Linked DNA regions of Homo sapiens: region 2 is linked to region 1. A link is a loop called in an ENCODE intact Hi-C map of the cell type or tissue named here. Cell type or tissue: spleen. All regions are shown on one strand. Links, peaks and the distances in the headings refer to the core of each region. The heading gives the core; the rest is flanking DNA.

Region 1 (4,996 bases), core at 1,152-3,651:
CCACGCTAGTCTTGAACTCCTGGGCTCAAGTGATCCACCTACCTCAGCCTCCCAAATATCTTTCTTCGTTCTTCCTTTCTCTCTCATATCCCAAAGTAATGGGATGACAGGTGTGAACCACCACACACAGTTCGAATTAGATCAAAATTGAGCTTTTAAATCTAACTTCCAGTTTAAAGGAAATATAAGGGATAAAAGCTAAATGTGAGAATGCCATCAGACAAACCCAGGAGGGGAGACAGTCTACAAACCAATTGGCCCACCCTCTTCAACAAGTAGATATCATGAGGCAAAAAGTAGTATGTGTGTGGAGAATATTCAAGATTTTTAAAAATTAGGAAGGGTGTAGTGGCTCATGCCTGTAATCCCAGCACCTTGGGAGGCCAAGGCAGGAGGATCGCTTTGAGCCCAGGAGTTCAAAGCCAGCCCTGGCAACATAGTGAGACCCCATCTCTATAAAAAAAAACAAAAACAAAAACAAAACAAAAAAATTAGTTGGGCATGGTGGTGTGCACCTATGTTCCCAGCTACTTGGGAGGCTGAGGTGAGAGGATCGCTTGAGCCTGGGAGGTTGAGGCTATAACAAGCCATGGTTGCACCACTGCATTCCAGCCGAGGTGACAGAGCAAGACCTTGTCTCAAAAATAATAATAATAATAATAATTAAGAAAAATAAAAACATATAGCAATGCAATGTATGTATGGTACAGCAACACTTTGGAGGGAAACAAACTAAATTTCTTGAGGAAAGAAAAATGTTTGTGAACCTAGGACTATTTTGTAAAAGGAACAAAGGGGGTGATTTTCTGTATCAGAAATTAGAATATAATACAAAGGTGCAGTAATTAAAACTGGGTTGTGTAGAACCAAACAAATAGATTCATAGTGAAAATAGAGAGCCCAGAAATGCCCATAAATATATGGGAATTTACTGTATGACAAAGTTGGCATCGGACTTCAGTGGGGGAAAAGATAGACTAACAAATGGCACTGAGAAAATTAGCTACCTATATAGAGAAAAATTAGGTTGGATCCCTACCTCATACTATTTTTAAAAATATAACCCAAATATCTACATGTGAAGGGTAAAACTATAAAATTAATAGGAAAAACATAGAAGAATATATTTGCATCCACAATGTAGGAAACAATTTCTTTTTAAAAAAGACCAAAAGCACACAAAAAAGGGTTATACAGGTTGAGTATCCCTTACCCAAAATGTTTGGGACCAAAGGTGACAGATTATTTTGGATTTTTGACTATTTGCATTATACCTAGCAGTTCAGTATCCTAACTTAAAAATCTGAAATCTGAAATTCTCTAATCAGTATTTCTTTTGAGTGTCATGTTGGTGCTTAAAGTGTTTCAGATTTTGGGGCATTTTGAATGCTGAATTTTTGGATTAGGAATACTTAGCCTGTAATTGCTAGATTTGATCATATCAAAATGAAGGATTTGATCATATCAAAATAGAGGATTCTGTTCAATGAAGAATATTATAAGCAGTTAACAGATTAGAAGGGTTTTTAAAAAGACTAAAACAGACAAAAGTCCTCCCTAAAATATACAAAATACACAAAGAATGCCTATACATCAGAAGATAAAGAACCTCAATCATAGTAAATGGGGAGAAGGACATGAATATGCAGTTCACAGAAGGGAAAACTTGAATGGTTAAAAGATATATAAAGAGGTGGTCAACCTCACTGTAATCAGATAAATGTATATTAAAACATTTTGGTGTACCACTTTATACTCATCAAGTTAGCAAAAATTAGAAAGCTGGATAATATCCAGTCATCATGTGAATATGGTAAAGCAGTTACTTTTTCATGCACTGGTAGCGGGCGGGTAAACTTTGTAGCCATTCTGGAGAGTGACACGCAGAACCTAATTAAGCTAAGTCTTATATACAATAACATAGCAAGTAAATTCTTGGGGATACACCCCAGAGAAAGTATTCCACAGTCCTCAAGGGAAAAAACACATATTTTTTGCAGTGTTGCTTATGATAGTAAAGCAAAGAGACAAAAGGAAACTGAGTGCATAGCACTGGGGGAATGGATAAGTAAAATGTGGTACATAATAGGATATTATATATTAGAAATAAATGACTAAATACGTATATAGCAACATGGAATAAACAAAAGACATACAGCACTATGCCATTTATATATATAAAGTATATATACACAGAGATATGTGAAACCTTGAAAAACAGAGGATAATCTGAAGGATGTATGTTAAAAATTCAAAAGTGGGCCGGGCATGGTGGCTAACACCTGTAATCCAAGCACTTTGGGAGGCCGAAGAAGGCGGATCATGAGGTCAGGAGTTCGAGACCAGCCTGGCCAACGTGGTGAAAGCCCGTCTCTACTAAAGATACAAAAAATTAGTCAGGTGTGGTGGCACGTGCCTGTAATCCCAGCTACTTGGGAGGCTGAGGCAGGAGAATCGCTTAAACTCGGGAGGTGGAGGTTGCAGTGAGCTGAGATCACGTGATTGCACTACAGCCTGGGCGACAGGGCAAGACTCCGTCTCAAAAAAAAAACCAAAAACCAAACAAATAAACAAACAAAAACTGCAAAAGTGGTCACTTAATGCATTAGTGGGAATGAGAATGGAATTAGAGATGAGAAATGAGGGACACATACACAAACCCTAAAGAATGGTCTTTCAAGAATTAATGATGGAGATGGGCCATTGATACAGTTTGGACATCCCCTCCAAATCTCTTGTTGAGATGTAATCCCCAGTGTTGGAAGTGGGGCCTAGTGGGAGATGTTTGGGTCATGGAGGCGGATCCCTCACGGTTTTGTTTAAAACTGTGTGGCACCTCCCCCCACCTCTTGCTCTTGCTCACTGCATGAGACATGCTGACGCCCCTTTGCCTTCTGCCATGATTAGAAGCTTCCTGAGGCCTTGCCACAAGAAGCCAGCAACATACTTCCTGTAAAGCTTGCAGAGCCATGAGCCAATTAAACCTCTTTTCTTTTTTTTTGAGACGGAGTTTCACTCCTGTTGCCCACACTGGAGTGCAATAGCCAGATCTCAGCTCACCACAACCTCTGCCTCCCAGGTTCAAGCAATTCTCCTGCCTCAGCCTCCTGAGTAGCTGGGATTACAGGCATGCGCCACCACGCCCACCTAATTTTGTATTTTTAGTAGAGACGGGGTTTCTCCGTGTTGGTCAGGCTAGTCTTGAACTCCCGACCTCAGGTGATCCGCCCACCTCGGCCTCCCAAAGTGCTGGGATTACAGGCGTGAGCCACCCCACCCAGCCACCTCTTTTCAAGTTACCCAGCCTCAGTATTTCTTTATAGCAACACAAAGAACTAACCCAGCCATAAATTAAGAAATATGAACACTTTAGGGGTGGGTGGATCATGAGGTCAGGAGTTCGAGACCAGCCTGGCCAATATGGTGAAACCCTGTCTCTACTAAAAGTACAAAAATTAGCTGGCGTGGTGGCACAAGCCTGTAGTCCCAGCTACTCAGGAAGCTGAGGCAGAAGAATCGCTTGAACCCAGGAGGTGGAGGTTGCAGTGAGCCGAGATTGTGCCACTGCACTCCAGCCTGGGAGAGTGAGTGAGACTCAGCCTCAAAAAAAAAAAAAGAAGAAAGAAATATGAACAAGTGAGTTCAGTGAAACTAAAGTCTTAAGAAGAACATAAAAGAAAAAAAATCCTATAGGAGAAAAACAAAAGCCAAAGCACAGAAAAAAAAGGTAACTCAAACAAAGGCTAACAAGCAACTTGGTTTAGTTACAAGAAATTAAGTGTTCTGATTCATTTACTTTTAAAATTGCATGTTCAACATAAGCTTATTGAATAAATACATAAAATTAATATACTTCAGTCTTCAAATTCTACAAGAAAAGGAAAATGAGCTGAAAGAAATAACAATGAAGCTGACCATGAGAGTAGCCAGCCTTTTCATCTTGAAACCTTTTAGAAATATCAGCTCTAAGGACAGTTATGTTGCAGTTTCACAACAAGCATAGAGCATTTACAATCTCCAGTATTTGTCCCCTGGACTAGATAAAATTAGCCCACCAACTAGCCCTAAAATGTTAGGTCTCTAAAGGATAAAGGCCATGTTAAACTAAAATACTACATAATAGCACCCAGCACAGAACTATTTTAAGTAAGCATTTGTTCCTGATATGTAACTAGATTGTCCTGTGTACCTCTACTATTTCAGCTTTTTTGGTCTAGTACAGTTATCAAAATGAATAACCCAGAAAAATAATAAGATTAAGTCAAATCACTTCGAAAATAAGCCACAAAATTATCTCCCTTATTAGCATTAACAGCAGAAGGCTATAAGCTTATCCTTCCACTCCTGTACCTTTGAATACTAATATATTTTGCATTCTAACAATATAAGTCTGATTGTATCTCTCGCTAATCTCCAGAAAGGAATATAGAGTTCAGATCAGGAATCCTAGTTATCTTTGAGCTTAACACAGTATGGCACATAAAACTTGCTTAACCAATGTTTGTTGAAATAAATTACTGATTTAATAAGAGAAGTCAATTGGTAGTTCAGTATATGTTAATAATTACTCTTGCAGCTCTTTTGAACAAATAAAATAACCATGTACTAGCATATCTGAAAAAAAGACAATTCCAAATAAAAGATTAATAATTTTAGAGACACAAGGAAAATATGTAAAATATATCAAGTCAATCCACTCAGCTATGTCTGAGCTGAACAGAATCTATGCCTATCTCTTATAAATGGATATATTCTTAACCTTACCAATGGGGGATTCTGGAGTTAGCCCCATGCTTTGAAGCAATGCTTCAGCTTCTCTCCTTTTTTTTTCAAGATCTGATTCTTCTTGCACAGGAGCAACAGCTTCCTTCTTCTGGTCTGTCTAAAATGTTTAGGTTAAAAACTTATGTTTACATATAGTATGAAAAATTTGTTTGCAAAAATGTTTTAAATAATATGCTAACACTGTATACTTTTAAGGCATGAACTTAGTTTT
Region 2 (4,479 bases), core at 676-3,175, 790 kb before region 1:
CATGGAGGCAGTGTGGTATAGAAGAGTGTGACCCAGCAGCCACACAGATTTGGGTTTGAAACGCAGCTCTACCCCTTACTTAGCTAGCAAGTCACTTAACCTTTCAGAGTCCAAGTTTCATCATAGGTAACGTGGAGATACCACCATTCTAACTTTATAGGGCTACTATAAGAAGTATCAATAATAATGATGATACCAACGATTATAATACTCGATTTACATATCTTAACTCATTTAATCCTCACAACAGGCCTCTAAAAAGATACTATTATTATGATCTCCATTGTAGAGATGACGAAACAGAGAGCTTAAGGTCAGGTAAGCAAACAGCATACTAGCACCATGCCAATGGGTTCTTGATAATCACACCGATAAATAGAAAATCATCTCTAGCTATGGAGCTGGGAATGTACACAAGTAATATTAACATGATAATAATAAAAGTACATAAAAGTATACAGAAATATAAGGAACTATATTTGGTGACAAAAATGATTGACAATATGCAGATGTAAGCATCAGCTCCTGAGACAGTGAGGACTCACTTCTGCAAAGCTGCCTCAGTAAGGCACCAGTACCAGCAGCCCCATAGTGGACAGACACTCATCATCAATTAGTTGTTTTTTTTTTTTTTTTTTTTTGGAGATAGAGTCTTACTCTTTTTGCCCAGGCTGGAGTGCAGTGGTGCCATCTCGGCTCACTGCAACTCCACCTGCCGGGTTTAAGGCATTCTCCTGCCTCAGCCTCCTGAGTAGCTGTGATTATAGGCATGCTCCATCATACCCGCTAACTTTTGTATTTTCACTAGAGACGGGGTTTCACCATGTTGGCCAGGCTGGTCTCAAACTCCTAACCTCAAGTGACCTGCCCGCCTCGGCCTCCCGAAGTTCTGGGATTACAGGCATGAGCCACCACACCCGTTCATCATCAATTAGATTTTGAAAGCAAGAACATAATGCCAAATCAAGCTGTCATAGCTGCCCGGGCTAACCTTGCACCTTAACCATCCTAAACCCCTAGCAAACAGACCCCACCTCATATGAGGTATCCCACAGGCCATCTAATACACATTTTTCTTCCAAAGATGACTTAGGCTATATTAGGCACTAAATGACTACTGTATGCTAATAATACTTTTTTGCTTTGCTGAATTTTGATATTCCTTGATTTTAATGTTCTGACTAGCAACACACTGCTTTCTACATTTCAGTATTCTCAATGGTAAGTAAAACACAATGTATTTTTCTTTCTATGTACAGCTAAAGGAGAAACAGTGTTAGAATATAAGCTCTACCATTTATAGTCTCGATAGGTTATAATGGCCAAAAATGAAGAAGGAAAATACGCTCTGGCCCCAAATTGTATTTCATGTTTTTATGTTTATTGCTAATTTGGGAAACAAGTCTTCTCTAACTTTGCGTACATTAAAAACATATTAACACAAAAGAATGGCCTTTAAAGCAAATCACTAGTTCTATTCCCTTCAAAGACATTTGATTTAGCATCATAAATGGCAAAAAAACTTTGGCAAAATGAAAGTCAGAGAGACTTACATCAATATGAGCTGTCTTGGGTTCATCTGAATTCAGAATTGGAAGAACTTCTGGAAGTGAATTCACTCGCCTACGAGAGCTTGGCTCTTGGATCTCCACTGAGGCAGTTATGGGAATGGGACGCAGTTTATCTCTGATATTATCCTGCATGAAAAGCATGCAGTCAGAGTTAAGTGGGGTGTACATGCTATTGGGGAATTCCAAAACAATGATTTTGTATTGATTAAGAGGTTGCCAGAATAAATTTCAGAAATCTGTATATCACCATATAACCTTTTTCTGTCCTCTTCATAAAACAGATGTGACCATCTGCAGCCCTCACCTGTAGCCACAGGGTTTCCTCCATGCACACTTTCTGTTTCTGCCTCTTCAGAGTTAGTTCTTGAGTATATTTGGGCTCAGAACCTTGGTTTCGAAACTGAACTCTTGAGGATAGCCCAGATTTTCTTCTTTCTTTTTCAGCTTCAAGTGTGCCCACAATTGCTAGATAAAATTAAAATCATATTAACGTAAGTGCATTCATGCACAATCCAGCCACAAGCATGTTGAACTCCTTTTAAGATTTTAATTCCTTGTAGAAAACATTGCCATTGTTTCTCTTCATATTTCCTGGTAATATGCATTTGCACAATTGTGATGGTTCAAATCAAGCTGTCTTTTCCTTCCTTTTGCTGTTAACAATGTTTCAAAGTTAAATTTTCATTGTGCCACCTGGGGGAGCTCAAGAATAAGTTAAAACCTTTCAGCAGCAGCAGTTATTAAGAATCAGTTTCTGGCTGAAGTTCATGAACCCACAGAATACTAACGATAAGCAGAGGAACCCAACACTCCCCCGAGCACCTAAACTGATTTTCTCCCTTTAAACCAGTCAATGCTTATTCAAGTGGCCTCGTGCCTTTGCTATCTGGGAAAGATCTCTAGAACAGCAGCATCTCCTGAGGGCCTGTGAGGATGCAGAACCTCAGGCCCAGTCACACCTACGGAAGCAGAATCTGCTTTATTAATAACAGCATCACCAGATGATTCTTATACGTATTAAAGTTTTAAGAAGCACTGATAAAGGATAGTTGTCTAAACAGAGGAATAATATATTTTAGAGATGGAGAAGTCTTTCGACAGTAGGATGAGACCTTTACCTTAACAAATAAAAAAGAGGATGGGCACAGTGAATTCTGCCTGGCATCCCAGCACTCTGGGAGGCCAAGGTGGGTGGATCACCCGAAATCAGGAGTTTGAGACCAGCCTGACCAACATGGTGAAATCCTGTCTCTACTAAAAATACAAAAATTAGCTGGGCTTGGTGGCGCATGCCTGTAATCCCAGCTACTCGGGAGGCTGAGGCAGGAGAATCGCTTGAACCCAGGAGGCAGAGGTTACAGTGAGCTGAATTCATGCCATTGCACTCCAGCCTGGGCAACAAGAGCAAAACTTTCTCAAAAAAATAATAATAAAGATAAAAAAGAATTACAAGGTAAATTATATATTTTTGAGTGGATGGAGGGCCTGTCGGTCAGCATAATATAGCTCCCACAACCAAACTGCCTACCTTGCACTGGGCTAGAAGGCACAGCCTGTTCTTGATAACCTACACTAATGGAACCTGGAGGGAAGCTAGGATGTGGATGATCAGAATCTCATTTTTTTACTTCAGAACGCATTCTTTGTTGGTTCATTAGATGTGGCTGCTAACTTTGTTTTTCATGGGCCAATACTTAAATTACTTACATTCATTAAGCAGTCACTAACCATCAAAAGGGAAAGCAAACCAAAGTGTGCAGAGGGCTGGAGAAGGCAATCTCCAGGACAAAAATCTGCTACAGAAAACACAGAAAATGAATAACTCACATTCTAATATTCACTTTAGAGTTGGAAGAGACCTTTTCTGGGGAGGCTTGGGGTCATACTGAGAGGGACAGAAGCAGCACCAGCTTCTGAGTCTCTATCACAAACACAAAAGGCGATTGCTTTCTACAGGGTCTTAGATGCCCAGGTCTCACTTGCCTCCTAACCACCGCAGGAGTCACTCCTTCCCTCAGCCAGCTGTCTTTCCCTTCTTTTCCCTTCCACCTCCCAGCAGTGTTGGCCTGCTTGGCTAAGCCCTCCCTTCCCCTTCAGATTTCAGCTTGGACCTCACCTCCTCCAGGAAGCCTGTCCTGGCCTCTCTTCGCGATCCTAGAGTATTCCATCTCTCCAGTCTCTACATTTAAGCCCACTACGCTGTGATTTCCTGATTGTCTCCCACAGTGGGGCAAAGCCGAGGACAAGGATCACATCAGTCTTATTCCCCACCACAGTCCCCAGCAACTAGCACAACACCTGATAGACATATGATTTATGGAACAGATGAACAGAAGTGGCAGTAACTGGTTCCCCACTTGCACACACATGCGCACACACACGATGTGACATTCTTATGCTGAATGTGAGCTATTCAGAACAAAATTTAGAAACACTGACAGTTTCAATAGTAATTTTTGTGTCCATCTGGAGAATTCTTAAATGTCACAGCTGCCAAATGGAATGCTCCCCCATTTTAGGCCTCTGCAGCCTTGACATCATCCATTTATAAGTGACCTGCTAGCTTCACAATGAACCAGATAAAGGCTCACACGCTGAGTGCCCCTCACAGCAAAAGTGCCCCTCACAGCAAAAGTATGGGAGGTGTGGGTGCAGGAAAACCGTTTATCTGCCAAATTCACTCTAACCTTCCCTAACCCTCCAGACAGTCCACATCATCTTAAAATCTTTGCAGGCCACCTTTGCTAACTGCTTGAGGGGCAAGCCAAGTAGAACACTCATTACGGCTCAATTATAGATATCTATATGTATGGAACACCACATCTGAGGACTGCTGAGCTAAAATAGCCCAGTCAAACAATAAGCTCACATTCTTGGCTACTGGGAGAAGATTTTAGATGTATTAACT

The links. A loop is a pair of places that touch in the nucleus more often than their neighbours do. Peaks named below come from ENCODE experiments on the same cell type or tissue, not always from the same donor. Only the 100,000 strongest peaks of a DNase experiment are listed, where the experiment ranks them.
Region 2: a loop joins it to region 1, with 5 times the contacts of the local background. A loop is called at or near these places in 8 of 110 quality-filtered maps.

The regions. Positions count from the first base shown.
Region 1 is chr2:171,692,663-171,697,658 of GRCh38, reverse strand. DYNC1I2 (dynein cytoplasmic 1 intermediate chain 2) reads right to left here. Exons shown (of 18, transcript NM_001378.3): 3 at 4,765-4,882. Among named protein-coding and RNA genes, the nearest start is that of DYNC1I2, 7.7 kb to the right of the region's middle. In spleen, for the core only: no CTCF peak of the experiment used is centred there; no DNase peak of the experiment used is centred there.
Region 2 is chr2:172,482,339-172,486,817 of GRCh38, reverse strand. ITGA6 (integrin subunit alpha 6) reads right to left here. Exons shown (of 26, transcript NM_000210.4): 12 at 1,876-2,036; 13 at 1,554-1,697. All of the region lies in intron 3 of PDK1-AS1 (PDK1 and ITGA6 antisense RNA 1), which reads left to right. Among named protein-coding and RNA genes, the nearest start is that of ITGA6-AS1, 19 kb to the right of the region's middle. In spleen, for the core only: a CTCF peak has its summit at 2,236; no DNase peak of the experiment used is centred there; H3K27ac peaks cover 105 bases.